2 separate regions of the Homo sapiens genome follow, and region 2 is linked to region 1. A link is a loop called in an ENCODE intact Hi-C map of the cell type or tissue named here. Cell type or tissue: dorsolateral prefrontal cortex. All regions are shown on one strand. Links, peaks and the distances in the headings refer to the core of each region. The heading gives the core; the rest is flanking DNA.

Region 1 (6,906 bases), core at 40-5,039:
GAGGAGTTCAGGTACCCCTGATTTACCAGCTCCAGATACTGCATTTTCTCTTGTGGTTTCCCTACACCTGCCCACATCTTTGTAAATAGTTCCTTTATAAACTCTCCTCAAATCACCCACTTTGTGCCATCTGTTTCCTGCCAGGACTTAGACTGATCCATGATCAGAGAGTTTTGAGCAGGGGAGTGACACAGTCTGACTAGCATTTTAACAGGCTCATTTAGGTTACTGTCAAGAGTAGATGGTGGGGAGTGAGGGTGGATACAGGGAAACCAGTTAGGAGGCTATTGCAGTATCCTGGGAGAGAGGTGACGGTGGCTTAGCTCACAGTGACGGTAGTGGAGGTAATGAGAAATGGTCAGCTCTGGATATTTTTATGAAGGTCTCTACCTTGCTAAGCTGTTTTGTTAATGCAGATGCAGGGAGGGCCTTTCATGACACTAGAGAACAAGACATGGTTGTATTGTTAGTGCCTGCCTTCCTTATTGTGCCATCTGGAATCATCCCATTGCAGACACTCTGATTCAGGCCAGTAGGTTAATACTGATAGTCTCAGAGGTAGCAGCCTTGCCAAAAACAGGTGTTTACAAAAGATACTACTGTTTTTCTTTGAGTTTGTCTTTGAACAGAGGCAAACGCGTCCTCCACTTTAAATGGCATGGTGTCATTGAACCATTGGCATGGTTCATTGTCAATGAAGTGACTTGAACTCTGAGGGGAATATAAGAGAATTATTAGTCTTGATCCCTGCCCTCAAAATTCTTTTATCTTAGAGAGATAAAAAAGAATATGCTGTAAGGCCGAGTGCGGTGGCTCACTCCTGTAATCCCAGCACTTTGGGAGGCTGAGGCTGGCGGATCACTGGAGGTCAGGAGTTTGAGACCAGCCTAGCCAACATGGTGAAACCTCATCTCTACTAAAAAAATACAAAAATTAGCTAGGCGTGGTGGTGTGCACCTGTAATACCAGCTACTCAGGACACTGAGGCAGGTGAATCTCTTTAACCTGGGAGGCGGAGGTTGCAGTGAGCCGAGATTGCACCATTGCACTCAAGCCTGGGTGACAGAGCAAGACTCCATCTCAAAAAAGAAAAAAATAAGAAGAATATGCTATAGGCAGTCACAGAGTGCTAAATTATAACTGCTTTGCACGAGGATTTTGGGGAGTTGAAAAGCCATCTGTGTGGGCTGAGGTGGTCAGGATGACTTCATGGAGAACGTGGAACTGGGTGGGCTGTAAAAAATAGAGTTTGGGGCAGCCATTCAAGGAGGGAGAGCTGTTTTGAGGGAAGACTCAGGCTTGACTGGGGGCGTTAAGATGGCTTACCAGGAACGGAGGGTGCAGGTTGGATGTGGTAGGAAATGAGGTGAGCTGGGCGGGTGGGCCCCTATCAGGGTATTAAGAGGCAGGTGATGTGCTGGCTTCAGGTTCGGGCAGTGGGCCACCACATATCCTAAGGAGGGACCAGCGGAACAGAATCCTGACCTGCTGTTGACTTATTTCAGCTTATAGGATCCAAAATATTAGTAAATGGAGGTGGAACAAATCACTAAATATGATAAAACTTCCCAACTTTTTATGCCTCTGATAGAAGGGACTGGAGCTCTGCTTGGTTAGGTGGTCAGTAGGCTAGCTTTCTGAATCCATTTTATTTTATTGAAATTCAGCATATACCATATTGCCCAAGTGTAAAGTAATCCTGCATATCAAAATTTCCCCATTAAAAAGTCCAAAAGGTTGTTTTTGGTCAAGTTGAAAATACATGTACTTTTAGGTATATAAGTGAAAAATACCTGCTTACAAAATTTACATTTAAATTTGGGTCCATATACCTACTTAAAATCACCTACTTTATAAAGTAACACTAATTTAGAAATGCTGGTTTTCCTCCTCTTCTTATTTATAAAATGTTTCTTTTCAGACTCTTCACATGCATCTTTGACTTCACTATTTTTATCATCACTGGAGCCACTTTTTGAGTCAGCCAATGTGGATTTCCGGACCACATGTTCAGTTCTTGAGATACATCGTTTTTGAATATGAATAAGGTGTTACCACTGAACAGTTTATTCCAAGTTACAAGTATCCACTTGCATAACATTAGACTTTTTTTTTAAGAAAGGGTCTCACTTTGTCGCCCAGGCTGGAGTGCGGTGATGCAATCACCACTCACTGTAGCCTTGACCTCACAGGCCTGCCTTGGCCTACCAAAGTGTTGGGATTACAGACGTGAGCCTAGAATTTTTTTTTTGCAGTGTTTCCAGTTGGTATATATTTGTGGTCACTGCAACTTAACCACTTTATTACTTTTTCAAATGATTTCTATTTTTTTTTAAAGACAGGGTCTCACTCTGTTTCCCAGGCTGGAGTGCAGTGGCATGATCATGGCTCACTGTAGCAACTTTCCAGGCTCAAGTGATCCTTCCACCTCAGCCTCTTGACTAGCTGGAACTACTGGCGTGCGCTACCATGTTCGGCTACTTTTTATATTTTTTTGTAGAGACAGGGTTTCCCTGTGTTGCCCAGGCTGGTCCCGAACTCGAGCTATCCGCCCACCTTGGACTCCCAAAGTACAGGCATGAGCCACCGCGCCCAGCTAAAATGATCTTTAAAACGTTGGTCTACTGGCCAGGCATGGTGACTGATGCCTGTAATCCTGGCACTTTGGAAGGCCAAGTGGGTGGATAGCTTGAGCCCACAAATTCGAGACAGCCTGGGCAACAGGGTGAGACTCCATCTCTAAAAAAAGTAAAAAATGAATAAACAAAATAAAAAGCTGGCCTTACAATGGCAGTTTACACATGGAAGTGTGAGTTTATATCTCCAGGGATAATTACTAAATTTGTGTTTAATTTATCTTGTTTCACTGATTACCATTAGCCAAAGCAGCCTTAACTGAGGTTGTTTTAGGGTATTGTGTCATCCCCAGCTGGTACTTTGTATTCAAAATAAGGAAATTGCAAAACTTCCTACAGCAAGAGGTACTTTGTAAGTATTTGAATATAAAGTGACTTGTATTTTCTGAGAGAGAATTTTTTTTGAAAAGTCTTGCCTTATATTTCATATATTAAATGACTCTTCTACTGCAGCTTCAATGACATGAATCTTAGGCAGCAAATCTACTTTCTGAAACATTCTGTCTCTGGGAGAGGAGGGAGATATAGGAAGCAGAGAAGTGATAGTGCCTGGTATGAAAGTTGGTGCCTCATGAGATTGGCTTTAGATAGAAGCTGTGAAAGAGAAAGTGCCAAATGCATTAGTTGTTGTTTACCACTTACTGAATGGAAACTATTCTCTGCTTTTATTGATTGGATTTCTTTTTTTTTTTCTTTTTTTATTTTTATTTTTTTTGAGACAGAGTTTCGCTCTTGTCGCCCAGGCTGGAGTGCAGTGGTGCGATCTCCACTCACCGTAACCTCCGCCTCCTGGGTTCAAGCGATTCTCCTGCCTCAGGCTCCCAAGTACCTGGGATTACAGGCATGTGCTACCACACCCGGCTAATTTTTGTATTTTAGTAGAGGTGGGGTTTTACCATGTTGACCAGGCTGGTCTCAAACTCCTGACCTCAAATGATCCACCCGCTTCCACCTCCCAAAGTGCTGGGATTACAGGCGTGAGGTACCATGCCTGGCCTAGTGATTGGATTTCTATTGATTAAATGAAAAACTCCATGAAATACCTTTTAAACAGAGCTGTCCAGAATGCAGGCATTTGGTTAGCTCTTCATTTATTTATTGCCATGGCACCTAAGTGTTGGGGACCCTAGTACAGTTACTTGATCCCTGGCCCCTAGAGTCTAACACAATCTCTCCATTACTGAACAATACAAACTAATATACATATAGTTATGTATCACTTAACAGTAGAAATACATTGTCAGTAGGAAATTTCCTTGTCATGTGAACATCATAGAGTGTACTTAACACAAATGTAGATGGCATAGCCTACTACACACCTAGGCTATATGGTATAGCTTGTTGCTCCTAGGCTACAGGCTACAAACCTACACAGTATGTTACTGTACTAAATACTGCAGGCAATTGGAACACAATGGTAAATATTTTTGTATCTAAACATATGTAAATATAGAAAAGGTAAAGTAAAAATATGTTATAAAAGATAAAAAATGATAGACCTATCTAGGGAACTTAGCATGAATGGAGCTTGTGGGCCTGGAAGTTGCTCTGGGTGAGTGAGTGAATGAGTGGTGAATGAATGTGAAGCCCTAGGATATGAGTGTACACTACTGTAGACTTTATAAACACTGTACACTTGTTACTGAGCAGACATTATGAAAAATAAAAATAAACACGGTATGCTTAAGCTACACTAAATTTATTCATACGCTTTTTTCTTTCAATAATAAATTAAACCTAGCTTACTGTAAATTATTTACTTCATGAACTTAAAAAATTTTTTTACAGCTTTTTGACCCTTTTGTAATAACAGTTTAAAACACAAGCACATTGTACTGCTGTACAAAAATATTTTCTGTATATTTTTATTCTGTAAGCTGTTTTCTACTTTAAATTTTTTAACTTTCTTTTTACCTTTTAAACTTCTTTGTTAAAAACCAAGACACAAACGCACACATTAGCCTGGACCTAGACAGGGTCAGGATCATCAGTGTCACTGCCTTCCATCTCCACATTTCATCCCACTGGAAGGCCTTCGGGGACAGTGATAGGCATGGAGCTGTCATCTCCTAGGATAACAGTGCGTTCTTCAGGAATTCCTCCTGAAGGACCTGCCTCAAGCTGTTTTATAGTTAATTTTTTAAATAAGTAGAGTTACACTCTAAAATAATAATATATAGTATAGTAAACATGTGAATTAGTAATGTAGTTGTTTATTATCATTATCAAGTGTTATGTACTGTACATAATTGTATGTGTTATACTTTTATAACACTGACAGTGCAGTAGGTTTATTTACACCAGCATCACCACAGGCATGTGAGTAATGCTTTGTGCTACAACATCATGAAAGCTGTGTTACTAGGCTGTAGGGATTTTTCAGCTCCATCATAGTCTTAACGGGACTGCCGTGGAATATGGGGTACGTTCTTGACCAAAACATCCTTATGTGGCACATTACTATATTAGTTTATATCATATATGTGTGTATAGTTTATAAGTTGATACATACTTAGTTTATATTATATATTTTAAAGATATATGTGTATATTATATATGTATATATTTTATATATATACATGTGTGCATATAAGTGTATGTATGTATATGTACGTATGTATGTATGTATGTATGTATAAAGCCTGACCAGCAAACTTGAAAACATTCTGTACACAGAAACACCTAGCCTGGGGCTGGGTGCAATGGCTCATATCTGTAATCTCTGCACTTTGGGAGGCTGAGGCACGCGAATCTCCTGAGGTTGAGACCAGCCTGGCCAACTTGGTCAAACCCTATCTCTACTAAAAATACAAAAATTAGCCAGGCCTGGTGGCAGGCACCTGTAGTCCCAGCTACTCAGGAGGCTGAGGCAGGAGAATCGCTTGAACCTGAGAGGTGGAGGTTGCAGTGAGCTGAGATCATGCTATTGCACTCCAGCCTGCATGACAAGAGCAAAACTCTGTCTCAAAAAAAAAAAAAAAAAGAAAAAAGAAAAGAAACAACCAAGCCTGGGCTGGGCACCGTGGCTCATGCCCGTGATCCCAGCACTTTGGGAGGCTGAGGCAGGAGGACTGCTTGAAGCCAGGAATTTGAGACCAGCCTGTGCAACATGGTGAGGCCCATCTCTATTATAAGAAAGAAAGAAAGACAGAGAGGGGAGAGAAAGTAAGAAAGAAAAGAAAAGAAACATCTAGCCTGTGCCCTGTCAGGAGCAGGGGTAAACTCAACTCTTGGGTTCCCTTTTTGCCATATCGTGAGTGATCAGTTGCCTCATGATTAGAGAAGGTGAGAGAGGTACTGTTAGGCTTAACATTTGTTAGGTTATACATTAAATAATGGGAGAGCTGGCCTTGGAACCTAACAGTTAGGTATAACATTGTGTTGATGGGAAAACAAATAAGGTCTAAAAACCAATGAACTTTGAGAACACAGCTTCTGCGTATGTTGTGGCCTGCCTATCTAAGTAGGTGTAGGGGATGAGGTATCACAAAACTAAGCACTTTGAAATCCTTTTCCTTTATTTTTCTAAGAAATTTATGGTTAACAAAAGTATAATAATGTAATTAAGAGCCATTTTTCTATAACTGAGAATTAACATTTGCTAACATCTTTTTTTTTTTTTTTTTTTTTGCTTCTGGTTATTTGTTTAAAGGAAAAGCAATTAGAAATATAGCCAAAGCCTCCTTTAACCCTATCCCCAGTTCAGTGTGCCTGCCACCCTTCCCAGAAGCAGCCCTTATCATAAGTTGTGTGTGCATCCTTCCACTTCACTTTTAATCCTTTTATGCATTCATAAACAACTGGATTTGTGTTTTTAAAAATTCACATAAATTGTCACACTGTCATTTTGCCTTTTTTCATTTCACAGTAAAAAAAAAAATAGAAACAGAGTCTTGCTTGATCAGTTGGAGTCTTGTCAGATTTCTCTGATGGTCGTAATTTTGGAAAGACAATCTCCCTTTAGAATTGTGAGAGGGTCCTGAATTCTGCTAAGATGTAGGTGTAAAGGATAACCAGCGATTATTCCGGAGGTCACAAGATTTAGAGCTTTCTCAATTACTCCTGTAGATAACATCCCAATTGCAGAACCTAAGATTGGCTGTTTGAGATGTCTTTTCAGATTTTTGCATTTCTGACTGGCTGACTCCACACAGACAGGTCCTGTGGCCCCACCCACAGGCTGACTCAGTGCCGGAGGACCATCTTCCTTCCACATCCCTATGATTTCATCCCCAACCAGTCAACATTCCCATTCCCTAACCCCCTGCCC
Region 2 (6,953 bases), core at 1,010-6,009, 160 kb after region 1:
CGACAGAGAGAGACTCCGTCTATAAATAAATAAATAAATTTGCTATAACCCAGGATTCTGGGCATAAGTTTTTCTTTTTCTTTTTCTTTTTCTATTTTTTTTTTTTAAGACAGTCTCACTCTGTCGCCCAGGCTGGAGTACAGTGGCGTGATCTCAGCTCACGGCAACCTCTGCCTCTCTGGTTCACGTGATTCTCCTGCCTCAGCCTCCTGAGTAGCTGGGATCACAGGCGCCCACCACCATGCCTGGCTAATTTTTGTATTTTTAGTAGAGACCGGGTTTCTACATGTTGGCCAGGCTGGTCTCAAACTCCTGATCTCAAGTGATCCTCCCACCTTGGGCTCCCAAAGTGCTGGGATTACAGGCGTGAGCCACCGCACCCCTGATCAAACTTTTAATAGATATCTGAGAGGGGTGGGTGACATGGGATGTTCCAGAGTGGAGGGAGAAGAAACTGGTATCACTGGGTGCCTCTGGGGAGGAAAATGAGGCTGGAAGGTGGGATATCCTGAGACAGAGATGGTGTAGTCTTTGTTCTTTTTGAATTTTGGCCCATGTATTACATATGCAAAAATGAACAGATAAAGGCCAGGCATGGTGGCTCATGCAGTGAGCTGGGTGATCCCAGAACTTTGGGAGGCTGAGGTGGGAGGATCACTTGAGCCCAGGAGTTTGAGGTCAGTCTGGGCAACATAGTGAGACTCTGCCTCTATTCTTACAAAAAAAAAAAAATTAAAAAAATTAACAAATAAAATTGGGAAACATAGGTGGTGTTTGAGGCTGCATCTTTCTTTTTCTGTGAGCTGGGGAAGTGCTGAAAGCCACTTTATGTTGAAATGATGATCCTCCCAGGTAGGCTGGGGTAGAGGCAGCTGTGATAGATAGCACCCACACACTACCACTTATGAGCCACATGATCCTGATACAGCATCCTCATCTCTATAATGGAAGTATGGCATGGTAATTAAAAACACAGGCCACTTGCCAGCCACATGCCTTTGGGCATGTTATCTCTTTGTGACTAAGTCTCCTCCTCTGTAATATGGGGATCAGTAATGCTACCTTCCTCAAAGGGTAGGAAGGATTATATGAGTAAAACACCTAGAGCAAGGCCTGGCATATGGCAAGCCATCCAACACCCATCATCATTACACACAGAGCTGGCCTTATACAGTTCCAATATGCACAAATTTTAGTTACTACGGTTTAGTTGAGAACACCAGTCCTTCAATAACATGGTACAATTACAGTTACCACAGTATATGAACTATGAGTAATTGAATAAAGTACAAACTTTGCTGCTAGCTCTTCAGTCCACAAATTACTAGGTAAATTACATGCCCACATCACAATCAGTGACCAACCATGTCACTTACTTAAAAAGTCTGTTGGTGACTGGTTATTGCACCTCTGTTGTTCAGTTCAGGCACCGACAGTAAAGTACTTGGTTGTGTTTCCTCCTTGTCCTCCAGTGATAAACTCACAAGACATTTTACAAAAATGGTACAGAGATGGTACCATTTTACAGAGATGAAAGTACAGCAGGGCCAGGCGCGGTGGCTCATACCTGTAATCCCAGCACTTTGGGAGGCCAAGGTGGGCAGATCACGAGGTCAAGAGATGGAGACCATCATGGCCAACATGGTGAAACCCCGTCTCTACTAAAAATACAAAAAAAATTAGCTGGGCATGGTGGTGCGTGCCTGTAGTCCCAGCTACTCGGGAGGCTGAGGCAGGAGAATTTCTCGAACCCAGGAGGCGAAGGTTGCAGTGAGCCAAGATCGTGCCACTGCACTCCAGCCTGGGTAATGGAGTGAGACTCCATCTCAAAAAAAAAAGAAGTACAGCAAAGGAATGAAATGTGGTGACACTGGAAGTGAGATGGGAATGGGATGTGATTAGAAGATTTGAAAATGGTGACAGCAAAGCAAAGAGAGGCTGAGATCTCAAACTGCATGAAGCTACTGTATAAATCATACTGAAAAATTCTGGTGAATATAAAAAACAAGCAAAAGTCACTTCAACATCTTTCCATTTGAGTTGTGCTAGGAACGGAAAGCTGCTTATAGTTGAAATGGAGCATTTACTTTTGCTTTGGATTACATGCAGTATGGCAGTAACTTTTACTTCGCTGTGCAAATAACTTTGCATGATTCAAATCTAACATAAATGGAGTTACAGAAGAAGTAGCTGACCATGGGAATGTTGACAATGCTGCCATTTGAGAGAGTACATATGCAATCAGAGGAACTTAGCATTTACTGTGTGCCAGGCACCGTGCTAAGAGCTTTAGAAACATTACCTTACTTAATCCTTACAACTACCCTAAGAGGTAGGAACTACTGTCATCTTTTTATAGATGAGGAAAGGGAGGTTTAGGGAAGTGAAGACATTTATTCAAGGTGACTCCGAGGGGAAGAGGCAGAGCACAAAATTGAGTCCAGGTGTGACTAACTGTATAATAGTTCCCTGACTCTTAACCACTAGGCCACTTGAGAAAAAGATTTTCTAGCTTCTCAGAGTTCAGAGTATGGTTGGTTAAAAAAGAAAAAAGAAAAAATGATTTTTTTCCCTTAAAGCATTTAATGATAACTCTGTTAGCATGGTGGTAACTGTCTGGTGGCCTATGCTAGGCACTGCCTGTTTCCCTTTCCTTCCCTCTGCTTATCTCCTGCTTAAATCCCATTCTTCATCCCCTCTCCCCCAAACCCGTGCAGGCCCACGTGAATCGGAATCCTTGCTCTGTTCAGCTGGCTAAGGCGAGTCCCGCAAAGCGCTGGCCTCCAGGTGCTTCTGCCAGGCCTTGTGGTGCAAGGGCCCTGCCTCCTCCCGCTCCAGCAGCAGCCCTGGCGATGCCCACTGCGTTTCTCAGCTCTGTTGGCAGTGGGGGCAGAAGAGGCTGCCTGAGGCCCCCTCCCAGCAAAAGCCGTGGCCACACCTGCAATGACTGGGTTGCAGCTCTGAGCTGCAAGCATTGGCTGTGGCCTGGAGACCAGCCACTGTAAGTAGGCAGAACTTTTTGGCTTTAGATTCGTTTCAGTTTTGTAATCAGAAAGTTGCTTCTCTCAGTTCCGCAACTTTCCCTTTCGGCAGGCCTGCATCAAGTGCCCTCTGTAACCCAGGAAGGAGACGGTTCAGGGTGGGAAACCAGTAGGGGCTGTGCCATGGTCCAAGGGGGCTCCTCACCTGACAGATCTTTGAAAAAGTGTTTGCAATAACTGCTGTGCTGGCCCTGGCAAGACGTGAACCCGTGAGGAATGTGACAGCTGCTTCCCACAGGGGCCCTACTGACCCCAGAGGGCTCTGGCACTCCCAGGGTTTGGGAGAGGAGCTGGAAGTCTGGTGCATTAAGAGTGAGGAAGGACTCTAAAAAGCTGGCAGGGAAACATTGTCTGAGTCACATCTCAAGGGAACTTGAGAGGAGAAACGCTTTTCTAAAACCTTTTTTTTTTTTTTTAGCTGGAGTTTCTGGTCACCCAGGCTAGAATGCAATTGCACAATCTCAGCTCACTGCAACCTCTGGTGCCCGGGTTCAAGCAATTCTCCTGTCTCAGCCTCCCGAACAGCTGGGATTACAGAAGCCCGCCACCATACCCGGCTAATTTTTGTATTTTTAGTAGAGACGGAGTTTCACCATGTTGGCCAGGCTGGTCTCGAACTCCTGACCTCAAGTGATCCGCCCACCTCGGCCTCCCAAAGTGCTGGGATTACAGGCGTGAGCCACCGCGCCCGGCCTCTAAAACTTTTCTTCATGGAAAGTTAAGCCTCTTTCTCCCTCTCTCTGTCACACTGTGTTCCAGGGTCTGGGAACACAGCAAGGAACAAAACAAAGATATCTGTTTTTGTGGAACTTATATTTTAGTGGGAGAGGCTGGAAAATAAGCAAAATAAATAAGAAAGCTATAAGCGAGAAACCTGCTATAGAGAAAAATAAAGCAGGGAACAGGATAGGAAATACAGATGGGTGTGCTTTTCTGGGGATGCCTCATTAATAGGTGACATCTAAGCCTTATGGAGAATGGAACCAGTGGCGAGGGATGAGCTGGGCATCCTAGGTTTCTGTTGGTGACAGATGAAGGACTTTTTTTTTTTTTTTTTTTTTGACACAGGATCTCACTCTGTCACCCAGCTGGAGTGCAGTGGCATGATCTCGGCTCACTGTAACCTCTTCCTCCTGGGTTCAAGTGATTCTCGTGCCTCAGCCTCCTGAGTACGTGGGACTACAGGCGTGTACCACCACACCTGGGTAATTTTTGTATTTTTAGTAGAGACAGGGTTTCATTGTGTTGGCCAGGCTGGCCTCAAACTCCTGACCTCAGGTGACCTGCTTGCCTCAGCCTCCCAAAGTGCTGGGATTACAGGTGTGAGCCATCGCGCCCGGCTGAAGGACATAATGAAATTATCCTGATGGTCTCAGGGCTTGGAGCTCCTGCCTCTACACTGACTTCTGCCCATGGAAGGAGAGGCTGTGTGTGTGTGTGTGTGTGTGTGAGATGGTAGGGCTGGGAGAGTGGAAGGGGTCTTGTGTTGCTTTGAAGTAGGTTCTGGAGTCCTGGTGTCGACTCCTTGGGTGCTGGGAGGTGAGCCCACAGAGAAAGAGGCCATGCTTTCGAAAGGGGTTGAGCTGGAAATGGTCCAACACCCTTACCTGGATGGAAGCCCTGATGAGGGGGTCCTGGTCAAGAGGTGGATGAAGGCCTCAGGGTCAGCTGTTCAGAAGCACGCATCAGCCTGAGAGAAAGAACACATCTGGGCTGTTAAGTGTGAAAGAACACATCTGGGCTGTGGCAAGAGTGAAAAGTGAAAAGAAGCACATGAGGCTGGGCATGGTGGCTAACACCTGTAATCCCAGTACTTTGGGAGTCTGAGGCAGGAGGACTGACTGAGCTCAGGGGGTTGAGGCCAGCCTGGGTATCAGAGTGAGACCCCATTTCTACAAAAATTTTAAAAATGAGCTAGTTATAGTGGCACATGCCTGTGATTCCAGCTACTCCAGAGGCTGCTGATGTGGGAGAATTGCTTGGACCTGGGAGGTTGAGGCTGCACTGAGCCAAGATCATGCCACTGCACTCCAGCCTGGGTGACAGAGTAAGACACTGTCAAAACAAACAAACTAGCAAACAAAAAACACAAGGGTTAATTTTATGTGTCAATTTGACTGGGCCTATAGATGCCCAGACAGCTGGTCAAACATTCTTTCTGGGTGTGTCTGCAAGGGTGTTTCCAGAAGAGATTAGCATTAGCACCAGTAGACTGAGTAAAGATCTGCCCTCACCAATGTTCCCTGGTACCATCTAATCTGTTGAGGGGCAAAACTGAACAAAAAGGCTGAAGAAGGGCAAATACTCTCTGTCCTTGAGCTGGGACGTCCATCTTCTCCTGCCCTCAGACATCTGAGCTCCTGGTTCTCAGGCCTTTGGCGTGGGGCTGAATGATACCACCAGCTTTCCTGATTCTCCAGCTTGCAGATGGCAGATTATGGGACTTCTCTGCCTCCATGATTGAATGAGTCAATTCCCATCATAAATCTCCTCTTATATATGTCTATATATCTTCTATTGGTGTTCTTTCTCTGGAGATCCCTGACTGATCCAAGGCAGTTGCCACAGGGATGGGAGAGCAGGTAGAACCACCCTTGCTGAGCCCAGCTGGGCCATCCTGCCACTGCAGCTTCGCTTGAGAACTAAGTGTTGAGTGCCACTCAAGTGACATCACTGTTAGGACACATTCTCCTAACAATGCACTCTAAGCCATGTGAGCATTGGGTGCCCCCTCCCAAGGGTCCAGAGCCCTGGAGTTTTACCCCTAATCTGGGTTAAGCTGGGTTATTGGAGAAATCAAGGTTGAGGCAGAATCTGGCAGGAGGGGCCAGATGTTATAGAGGAGAAGAGACCCAGACAATTTCTGACAGCCAGAAAACACCTGTTTCAGGGCAGAAGCAAAGGATAACTTGGTAACATTGATGAAAAGATGACATTTTGTCAGATACTGAAAGAACCCAGAGGAACATATTTGCATTTACGTTCTACATGGGTACCTTTGGTGATTCATGGACCTGCCACAGAAAAATGTGAGGTTTTCAAAAGTATTTCCTACAGCAAATTCAGTTTCACATTTAAAAGGGCCTACAAATATGCATTTTAACAATAATGGTTGTAGCAATATATGTTTTACTAAGTGGAAATCTTCTCAATTTTAATTTTAAAAAATCGTTTTACATAGACAAGGTGATCCGTAAGGGAAAATTGTCTTTCCAAAATGGCTTGCAGAGCAGAAAGTTTGAAGGCCTCTATCAGGTAGAACAGGTTCTATTTCCAAGGTCTCCTTATTTGGAAACCCAGGAGGCTACTCTTAGGCTTATTTTCAACTGTTTTTGAATGTGAGACTCTCTTTCCATTGCAGGGATGAGAGAAACGCTGTAGGATCTGCAGGTTGTCTGGAGGGACTCGGGGTCCCTTGGTGAAAAGAGAAACCACTGCCCTTGAGTCATAAGTATGATCATCCTTTCTTTTAACAAAGGTATGTTTATATACACAGAAAAATACCCCAGGCAAACACACCAAATGTGGATTGTTAACTCTGGGTGATGTTTATTTATTTATTTACTTAATTTTATTTTTTATTTTCATTTTTTCTTTCCAATTTTTATTTTAAGTCCAGTGGATACCTGTGCAGGTTTGTTACATGGGTAAATTGTTTGTTGTGGGGTTAGGTATACAGATTATTTTGTTACCCAGGTAATAAGCATAGTACCCATTAAGTAGCTTTTGGATCCTCACCCTCTCCCTCCTTCCACCTTTAAGCAGGCTCTGGTGTCAGTTGTTCCCTTCTTTGTGTCCATGTGTGCTCAGTGATTAGCTCCCACTAATAAGTGAGAACATACTATATTTGCTTTTCTGTTCCTGCATTAATTTGCTTATGGTAATGGCCTCCAGTTCTATCCATGTTGCTGC

What was found. Peaks named below come from ENCODE experiments on the same cell type or tissue, not always from the same donor. Only the 100,000 strongest peaks of a DNase experiment are listed, where the experiment ranks them.
Region 2: it touches region 1 in a loop (4-fold over the local background); 18 of 110 quality-filtered maps call a loop at or near these places.

What each region holds. Positions count from the first base shown.
Region 1 is chr14:64,990,522-64,997,427 of GRCh38, forward strand. All of the region lies in intron 3 of CHURC1-FNTB (CHURC1-FNTB readthrough), which reads left to right. All of the region lies in intron 1 of FNTB (farnesyltransferase, CAAX box, subunit beta), which reads left to right. Among named protein-coding and RNA genes, the nearest start is that of FNTB, 7.1 kb to the left of the region's middle. RefSeq lists an enhancer at 7-126. In dorsolateral prefrontal cortex, for the core only: no CTCF peak of the experiment used is centred there; no DNase peak of the experiment used is centred there; H3K27ac peaks cover 435 bases.
Region 2 is chr14:65,153,827-65,160,779 of GRCh38, forward strand. LOC124903329 (a long non-coding RNA gene) reads right to left here and starts at 4,731. Exons shown (of 2, transcript XR_007064206.1): 1 at 4,649-4,731. In dorsolateral prefrontal cortex, for the core only: no CTCF peak of the experiment used is centred there; no DNase peak of the experiment used is centred there; H3K27ac peaks cover 469 bases.